Regions from separate parts of the Homo sapiens genome. Here region 2 is linked to region 1. Evidence: chromatin contacts called from ENCODE Hi-C or POLR2A ChIA-PET data. All regions are on one chromosome and are shown on one strand. Each heading gives the region's core, a stretch centred on a gene start or an enhancer-like site at or near the end of the contact. The rest is flanking DNA. Distances are from core to core; before and after follow the strand shown. Region 1 holds the start of INVS (inversin). Region 2 overlaps COL15A1 (collagen type XV alpha 1 chain).

Region 1 (4,970 bases), core at 55-2,554:
TTATAATTAACAGCCCAATTAAATATAAGCCATTTTGCCATACGTGTTTAGTCCTTCGCTTTTGTCTCAATTTGACCTGAAGCCTGGATCAATTAGTCTGCACACTCAAGACGTACTCTGGGGCAAGAGGGACTAGGGAAAGATTCTTTTAAGATGGGATGATGCTGAGCAGGTTAGGCAGTTAGGAATGAATGCATATTCAAATAAGGCGCAATGAAGAAGAAATCTGCTTCCATGGGGAAATACGTTGCAATAAGATTTGAGGGAGGCCTTGAGCTGAGATTGTCAGGTAACCACACCTTCCACCCTTCAAACTCTATTCTCCCAGTGGAATCCAAACCAGTCTCCAGTTCCGGGTTCCCAACCAATCGCATCAAGCCACAACAGAGGGATCTGCCAACCCGGGCACCGCTTCAGGGATCTAGACCCAGTGAGAGTCACACAACCCCAGCACCTGTCGACCTCACACTCTTCCCAAATGGAGAGGGTGGGAAGGAACGCTAGGTCTATGCTTGGTCTTTTCCGATTCAAGCTACCACCAGGTCCACTAGCCCTCGAAACCGAAACCCCCGGACTTCGGGGAGAAGGGGAAGCTCCTACGCCGTGACTACGTATCAGTCCCTCAGGGCTAATTCTCCCATTCTCCCCCGACACTGGTTTCTCAGGCCTCGGGGACTCCGCGCCTGGAAGCCGACAGGCGAGAGTGAGGGCAGCGGGGGAGGGTGCACTCCAAAACACTGCAGGAAAAGACGGAAAAGCAGGGGCAGGAGTAGCAGTGTTCCCCCTGGGCGAGGGCCGGAGGCCGTTCGTGCGTTTGTCGATGGGTCTGTCATTCCCTCACTCACCAGGAGCAGAAGGGAGCATCTGAGGTCGGGTAAGGATAGGAAGACGGCAGGATGCATGGTAACGCTGGGGTCCGTGACAGGGACAGGCGCTGGCGGCTGGGACTGGGCTAGGTTGGGTTGGGTTAGGAAAGGGCTGGGCTCCGGGAGCCGACGGCAGCGGAGGATTCTCCAGGCAGCGGCACCTCGTCCTCTCGACCCGGGCTCCAGCGGCGAACACCCGGGACAACTTCCAGAGAGGCCTCTCACACCCTCACTTCCGGGTCCTGCCCACCTCGGTGCACTTCGGGAAATGTAGTCCTGCACTAGCCTCACCCCGCACGTCGTCCGTCATCTAGAACTTCCTTTCCCATTGGGCTCTCGGCCCCGGTCCACTGAGTCCTCTGCGCGCGGGGTCCTGTGGGATAGAAGGGCGGAGGGCGGGTGTACGCGGTGCTTCAGAGGATGGGAACTACAATTCCCAGAAGGATGTGCGGCCGAAAGCCTCGGGCGGCCTTTTGAGGGGCTCGGCTAGCTTCAGCGCCGTGGGGTCTGACCTGGCTGGATATAGTGTACCGGCCCGGCAGGAGGGGCGGCCCGGTCCGGGTTGCGCCTCCTGGAGCCGCCCCCGGGACGTCAGTCCTGGAGGAGGCGAGGGTGAGTAGGAGGGGGCCTGGCTGGGGAGGCTCAGATCATTCGGTCCGCACCGCCTTGGCCCCTGCTGCAGACTCACGGCCTTCCTGGCCTAGGCTGTGGCCTGAGCCTCCATCATTGGCCTCCTCGCCCGCTGCCTCTTCTTTCTGCTCTAATTCCTGCATTATAAAGTCAGAGCCACCACTCGGGGCCTCAGTTGAATGAGTCAATGACTTATCCCTGATTGTCTCTGAGGGCTCCTGTAAGGAGTAGATGTGGTACGGGATGGGATAGCACGTCGTAAACTGGAAAACTGTGTGAGTGATTGCTGCTAAGGCGTGGATCGCTCCTCCAGTATAATTACGAAATTCCCTAGCAAAGCAGTCGAGGATCCTAACTTGGCCCCAGGTAGCTCTGCGGCTTCTTCTGCAAACACTCAGTGAGGTCCAGGAGCCCACGCGATCTCTGCTTAGTACCCAGGAGGCACACTGTGCTTTTGTGGTTCTCCCTGCTCCCGCCTTTGCTTCAGCTTTCCTGCTGCCTGGAATGGCCTTACCCGTTCTCTCTCTGGAATGCTATCTTAAATGTCACCATCTCTGAGAACTTCCCGAACAACCAACCCTTTAGTCCTAATCAGAATTACTCTTCCTATGAGTGTGACTGCAGTACCTCTAGTTTTGTACGGTTATAATTATTAGAGCATTTATTACACGGGCTTGTTGTATAATTAGGCAAGGATGATGACACCTTTGCATTTTATAGCACTTTATCAAAGTGGTTTTGACTTTTTTCTATAAAAAATGATTTATTTTCTTAAAGGGGCAAAAAATACATTTTTTCTTAAGAAAAAAAAAGAGCCCTGCATAATGGCTTTCTCAGGGTGACAAAATTAGACAGTGATAGAGCCAATACTCTTACCAAGGCGGCCTAACTCCTAGACTAGTGCTCCTATCTCTTGTCCACGCCCCTGACAGAGCCCAAAGATAGTTGAAATGGGAAATTTTAAAAGAGCAGAGACTTGTAAGTATGAACTCATTATTCAAGAAATTAAACTTTGATCCTGCTCACTTTTTGGACTTAGCACTCAGCCTGTGACCTTTCATCCAACAAACATCTACTGAGTACTGGCTATATACCTGTTACTGTGCTAAGTGCTAAGAATTATGAAGTAAAAAGTATATATATATAATATATATAATATATGTACATATAATATATATAATATATGTATATATAATATATATATTATATATGTATATATAATATATATATTATATATGTACATATAATATATATATTATATATGTACATATAATATATATATTATATGTACATATAATATATATATTATATGTACATATAATATATATAATATATGTATATATAATATATATTATATATATAATATATGTATATATAATATATATAATATATGTATATATAATATATATATAATATATGTATATATAATATATATATTATATATGTATATATAATATATATTATATATGTATATATATTATATGTATATATATAATATATATAATATATATACATATATATTATATATATAATATATATTATATATATAATATATATGTATATATAATATATATATTATATGTATATATATTATATATATTATATATGTGTATATATAATTTATATATGTATAATATATACACACACACACATATATATAAAACAGAGATCACATTTTTAGTGTATTTTTCAAAGGGTATAAAGAACTTTTTTTGTGGTTCTGATGTGCCTAAAACTCTGATCACTTAGAATGAAAAATGACAGGTCTTAGAGTTTAGAACAGTGCCTAGCACATAGTTGTCACTCAGCTTGTTGAATGAACGAATGTGAACATGGTCTAACCTTATTATTTTTTGCATTTTACAGAAACCTAGAAAGCTGACATAGCCTGAGGACACACTGCTGATTATAAATACAACTGGGCCTAGAACCCAAGTGCAGTTACTCCCCTCCCATGTTTTCACCTCCACCTCTATTTTGTAGCTTCTCTCAAATAACCTTAATATAATCCTGGATATGACAGTAGTTCTTCTGACATGACTGTTAGACTCAGACATGACTGAAGTGTCTCACAACACCCTCTTCCTCCATATTTTCTGCCAGTCCTTAACTCAAATTGTCAGCAAAATAAAGACGTAAGGAGCTGTGCTTTACCATAATTAAGAAAGTATTAATATGTTCTCTCAAGGGCAGAATTTGAACCAATAATCCTTGTCGATGACAAGACAAATACCAGCTCATCCGTTATAAATTTATCTTAGAAAACTCTCAGATCCCCAGGAGTAACAGCGATTGGCGTGACCTGCTTTTTGGTGAAATCAGAAAAGGACTTGCCTACCCTCATGGCAGCAATTAACTGGAGCTGATTAACAGCTGCTCCCTTTAGATAAGTACATATGCTTGAGTTTACCGTGATTCTGTGACTCCCTACGTTTCTAACAGTTGTTACCTCTCTGGTCCTTGTAGGCATTCAGCTTTGGAACTTTGATAAAGCAGCTTAAGGGTTTAGGAAGGATGTTTAAGATCACTGATGCAACTATTCATCTTTCCTTCCCATCAGGTGTTTGAATTGTTGCTGCATTTCTCCAGCCTCTGCTTTCTTAAACACTCTTGTGATAGGGATCTCACTATCTTCCTATGCGGCTGATACTTATTTTTTATTTTATTTTATTTTTTTTGAGACAGGGTCTCCCTCTGTGCCCAGGCTGGAGTGCAGTGGCATGATCTTGGCTCACTGCAACCTCCATCCACCTCCCAAATTCAAGCAATTCTCCCACCTCAGCCTCCTGAGTAGCTAGGATTACAGGTGTGTGCCACCACAGCCCAGCTAATTTTTGTGTTTTTAGTAGGGACGGGGTTTCACCATATTGGTCAGGCTGGTCTCTCAAACTCCTGTCATATGTTTTTAAAAGGTTCTTACAAGCTCCATGAGACTACCGGTCAGAACAAAATTGTCCTTATTGAAATATGGTTCATTTTAGTGATACGATGTTCCAAGTAAGATCTTATGGTTAAGACCTCTATCTAGGTATATTTTCCTGGTGGACCAAGGAGAGAACAAATAAAAATTTCACTTTTTGTGAGAATGACGGCAAGACCTAGATACCTTTTAATTTAGTATTTAGCCAGGTGTGATGGCACATGCCTGAAGTCCCAGCTATTCAGGTGGCTGAGGAGGGAGGATCGCTTAACTCAGGAGTTTCAGGCTGTAGTGCGCTATGCCATTCAGGTGTCCACTTTAAGTTTGGCATCAATATGGTGATCTCCCAGGAGTAGAAGACCACCAGGCTGCCTAAGAAGGAATGAACTGGTCCACGTCAAAACTCCTATGCTGATCGTAGTGGGATTGCACCTATGAATAGCCACTGCCCTCCAGCCTAGGTAACATAGCAAGATCCCATCTCTTTAAAAATAGTTTTTTAACTAATTTTTTTTTCAGATGGAGTCTTACTCTGTTGCCCAGGCTGGAGTGCA
Region 2 (4,911 bases), core at 1,661-4,160, 1.0 Mb before region 1:
AGATACAATTTGCACATCATAAAATTCACCCACCTAAAGTGTCTAATCCAGTAGTTTTTAATATATTCATGAAGTTATGCAGTCATCACCACTGTCTAATTCTAGACCATTTTCATCACACCAAAAAGAAATTTCATACCAATTAGCAGTTGTTCTCTTTTCTCTCTTTCCCTCTCCTCCACCAGATCTGGGCAACCATGAATCTACTTCTGTCTCCAGATTTGCCTATTCTGGACATTTCATATAAATGGAATCATATAATATATGGCCCTTTGAGTCTGGCTTCTTTCACTTAACACAGTGTTTTCAAGGTTCACCCATGTTGCAGCACGGAGTTCATTCCTTACTGTGGCCAAATAATATTGCATTGTATAGGATATACATTTTGTTTATTCATTAATCTGTTCATGGACATTTGGGTTGTTTCTACTTTTTGGCTATTATGAATAATGCTACTATGAACTTTCGTGTACAAGTTTTTATGTGAACATGTTTTCCGTTCTCTTCAGTATATACGTAGGAGAAATTGCTGGGTCATATGGTAACTCTATGTTTAACTTTTTGAGGAACTGCCAGACTGTTTTCCGAAGGAGTCACAACATTTCTCATTCCCATCAGCAGTGGCAGTGTATGAGGGGGTTCCAATTTCTCCTCCCATATTATGGTATCCTCATTGTATCTTTTTGATTATAGCCATCCTACTTGGTATGAAGTGATATCTCACTGTGGTTTTGGTTTGCATTTCCCTAATGACTAATGATGTTGAGCATCTTTTCACATGTGAGTGGAAACTTCCTGGCTGCTTTGTCAATGCCTTAGGGGCGTGAGAACCTGTCTTAATGACCAGCAGTGACTGGAACTCTGTATATAAAAATCTATTCATCCTTTAGAGCCTCACCTCCTCATATGCAAAACTGGCAAAATTAAAGAAAATCTCTATGTAATGAGCATGTATCAGATGCCAGGCATTTTGCTAATCACTTTGCTATGGTATTTTATTGAAACCTCACAACAACACTTTAAAAAAAGCATTAACATCCCCATTGTACAGGTAAGGAAAGTGAGGCCCAGAGACATTTAGGAACCTTTCCAAGGTCACACAGCTAATAAGTGACACCAACAGGATTCAGACCCAGAGCAGTGTAGCTCCAAAGCCTGTGTTATTTCTACTATGTCCATTGGAGGAGACAATAATAGCAGCAATAATAGCATGAAGGCATACTTTTTTGTTGTTTGGCTTGGCAGGAGCCAGGTATGGTGGAAGCATACCTGGAAAGAGACCTACAGAGTCCTTGGCATAAGGAGAGCTTTACACAGGAGGTGACTTTGGGGCTGGGGCTTTGACTTAGCCTTGGATCTTTTGGCTGCAAGTGATAGAAACGTAACTCAAAGTAGCTCAAGCAAAGGGGAAATGTACTGGGTGTGAAGGAGGGAGTGAACAGTCAACTTGTGGGAGAGGTAGATAAACAGCTGGACCTCAGGAACAGCCAGAGCCAGGGACTCAACCCCTGCAAGGATTCTCTGGCCATCTCTTGTCTCGGCTTCTCTCTGCATGCAGTTTCACGCTTCCTCACCACAAACCACATCCTCTGCACAGCGGGAAATATGGTTACTGACAACTTACAGCTTCCACTGTCAGCTAGAAATCTTGAACTTCTTTTACTATTTTAGTTTGAAAAGTCCTGGGATGGGGAAGTCCTAGAGAAGGGTCCTGATGGGCCTGACTTGGGTGAGGTACCCAATCTTGGACAAATCACCTATGACCAGGAGGTCGGATCACATGAGAACATGGTAGCTCTTTCTGGAACCAAATGGTTGTAGAGGTGAAGGGAAGGTCCCAAGAGAAGGAGATGAGGACACTGGTCCTACAAAGGAAGAAGGTGCCGAGTGTATGGAACCACAGGTGCCCACACAGCCATGAGGGAGGAGTAGGACTACAGGAGGTGGAGGCATATTACAGGGTGAGTGCAAGGTGGAGAAAAACTGTTGTCCACAGCAACACTACATTAGGGCTGCCGGGATGCCTTGCTGCATTGAGCAAGGATTGCTTCTCACATAATGTATAGCAATTCAGTTTACAAAACACTTTCATGGCCATTATCCCATGTAGTCTTCACAGCAACCCTGGGAGGAAGATAAAACAGATATTATTATAAAATTCATCTCACGGATGAAGACACTGAAGCTCACAGAGGTGAAGAGACTTACTTGAGGTCACAAATTCTATTAGGAGGCATGGCTGGGATCCAAATCCGAGTCCACTGGCCCTCTATCCACTAGACATTTGCCACCTGTGTGTGGGTGTTCAAGTCCTATGTTGGAACTGAACATTTGCTTGCAACGACCTGAAGGACTGTATAATTTTACTGGGGCTTGTAAAAACACCCTTAATTCTGCCAAGAGCTTGGCAGATTTGGAGGAGTTGTCGGGGGTAGGGTGAGCAGAGGATGAGAGAGGTAGAAGAACAGCCAAAGGAATAGTTGTAATTATACTACTTTATGTTTGCCTAAAGTAAGGGCTTTTCAGTTGAGGAATCATAGACTCCTAGAGAGTTCAAGGATATACCTCCAGGATTTGTCATCCCAGTAATATTTTTTTATAGAATTATGTGTGCATTTCTCTGGGAAAGAGGGCACTAACCTTGATCTGATTTTTAAGGGCACTGTGACTCTTCAAAAGCTAAGAGCTCCTGGCCGGATGAATGCTGTACATGTACAATTTTCAAAGCACTCAGTTCTCACCGCAGCCCAGGGAAGAAGAAATGCCTATTTTACATTTTGCAGATGAGGAAACAGCTTTGGAGAGCTTGCTGTTTCCTCGAGATCACACAGCTAGGAATGGACAAACTTAAGGACTTGAGTCCATGTCTCTGGCCCCAAGGCCAGGGCTACTGTCACTGCACCACCCTGGTCTCCTCCCACTCCCTAGAGCCTTCTCTTCCTCTTTCTGAGCCTGCTTCCTCTGTTCAGTGTCACATGCTTGTCTCTTGGGTGAAATAAGTTATATGAGTCAGGACATTTTTGAATGCAAGTGACAAAATATTCAACTTAAGCTGGCTTTTATAAAACAACCACAAAAGGAATTGATTCACTTATGAAACGGAAAAGCACTAGCCATGGCTTCATCCAGGGTAACAATCAAGAATCCCAGCTCTTCCCTGAACCAGTCAATGTGGCCTAAGTCACACGCTGGGGGCACAGCACCCAAGATACAGGTGGAAGTTGGGATGCTTTGTGGCGCTGTGAATGGGGTTGAACACACTTCTCTCCGGGAGTCAGCTGATACCTCAGACATTTTTCAGAGTGTGGTTTTTGTGTAACTTCTCTTTTCTGTTTTGTCTTAGCTGTGGCCCTTCCAGGTCCCCCTGGCCCTCCAGGACAGCCAGGGCTTCCCGGATCCAGAAACCTGGTCAGTATTATCATCAGTGTGTAGTCATCATTCCATTTGGGATAGATATACTTAAAACTCTGCCTACGATCTCCTGTGTCTGACATCCCTTGGGGATCAGGCCTTCATGATAGTAGGCTTGGTGCAATTCCATAAATAGTAGAAGGGATTTGTTATCTATTTGGATGACTTATTAAGTAAAAAGACGTGAAAAAACAAAATCATGTATATGTAAGTTCCACCATTCGAATCCTTAATTGACTAAGTTATAACAAGAACCAATCATATTACTTATATATTTTTATATATATATATATATATATATTTTTTTTTTGCTGGATGAGGGGTGGACGGGGTCTCACTCTGTCACCCAAACTGGAGTACAGTGGTGAGATCACGGCTCACTGCAGCCTCAACCTCCCTGAGCTCAGGTAATCCTCTCATCTCAGCCTCCAGAGTAGCTGGGACTACAGATGCACACTACCACACCTGGCTAATTTTTTTTTTTTTTTTTTTGTAGAGACAGGGTTTTTGTTACATTGCCCAGGCTGGCCTTGAACTCATGGGCCACCAAGGTGATTCTCCCACCTTGGCCTCCCAAAGTGCTGGGAGTACAGACACGAGCCACCACGCCTGGCCACCAATAATAGTATTTCAAAAAGCATAAACCTGCTCGGGTGCGGTGGCTCACTCCTGTAATCCCAGCACTTTGAGAGGCTGAAGCAGGAGAATCACTTGAGTCTAGGAGTTCAAGACTAGCCTGGGCAACATAGTGAGATCCTGCCTCTACAGAAAAATGTAAAAATTAACTGGGTGTGGTGGTGCATATCTGTAGTCCCAGCTACTTGAGAAGCTAAGGATCACTTGAGCCTGGGAAGTCGAGGCTCCAGTGAACCATGACTGTGCCACTGCACTCCAGCCTGGGTGAAAAAGCAATACCCCATCTCTAGAAAAAAAAGAAAAAACAAAACAACAAAAGCCCAAGAGCATAAACAATGTTACAACAGGTCCTTGTGCTGGTCAGATTTACTTGGATAATTCAGTCTTCTCCATTCTGCCAAAGAACATCTCTGGCACATTCGTTACCCTGCAGTTCGTTGGAACAAGACATAGCACTCCAAGATTACTGTAATGCACAGAAAAATGGACAAATACTTCACAAGGATGTCAGGAGTCCAAAAATGCTCTTTGATCTTTGCTGGATGTTAGTTGCAAAATTTGGCTGCCAAAAGAAAGAACTGTCCTACATATGATGGAATTCTGATATTTGGTTCCCTTGGGGATATCTAAGTCATTTTGATGCACAAAGCCATTATCTTCAAGGCTAGGTGAAAATTAATATTTTATAATCTTTCTCAGTTACAATGAAAAATAAAAACTCTCTTGGCCGTTATTTCTTTGAGATTTGATGCTATTCAATAGATTTTTGTAGCTTCTGTATGTGCTTCTAGATATGCCAAATGGCTGTCTAATCTTTGGCACTTTTCTAGGCAGAGAAATTACAGACCTCCATTTTCTATCATG

The links. Hi-C counts contacts between places; a loop is a spot of excess contacts on that map. ChIA-PET counts read pairs that join two places held with the same protein, here RNA polymerase II (POLR2A). Pooled maps may share reads with other maps.
Region 2: a loop to region 1 is called in a map of natural killer cell, with 21 times the contacts of the local background. The contact joins the enhancer-like site here to the promoter of INVS in region 1. A Hi-C loop is called at or near these places in 1 of 168 maps with a recorded cell type or tissue (natural killer cell), 1 of 37 single-sample maps with no recorded cell type and 9 of 50 pooled maps. POLR2A ChIA-PET finds 5 or more read pairs at or near these places in 1 of 52 experiments (K562).

Annotation. Positions count from the first base shown.
Region 1 is chr9:100,097,939-100,102,908 of GRCh38, forward strand. It overlaps INVS (inversin), which reads left to right and starts at 1,305. Exons shown (of 17, transcript NM_014425.5): 1 at 1,305-1,478. ERP44 (endoplasmic reticulum protein 44) reads right to left here and starts at 1,062. Exons shown (of 12, transcript NM_015051.3): 1 at 846-1,062. The coding sequence starts at 902. It also overlaps the pseudogene RN7SL75P. RefSeq lists enhancers at 909-978, 989-1,128 and a silencer at 1,369-1,578.
Region 2 is chr9:99,056,546-99,061,456 of GRCh38, forward strand. COL15A1 (collagen type XV alpha 1 chain) reads left to right here. Exons shown (of 42, transcript NM_001855.5): 36 at 3,344-3,408. Among named protein-coding and RNA genes, the nearest start is that of TGFBR1, 46 kb to the right of the region's middle. Within about 2 kb of position 2,911, at least 18 of the 41 ENCODE cell types and tissues checked have a DNase peak (open chromatin) inside an H3K27ac peak, as active enhancers do; they include natural killer cell, where a contact is called at or near this core.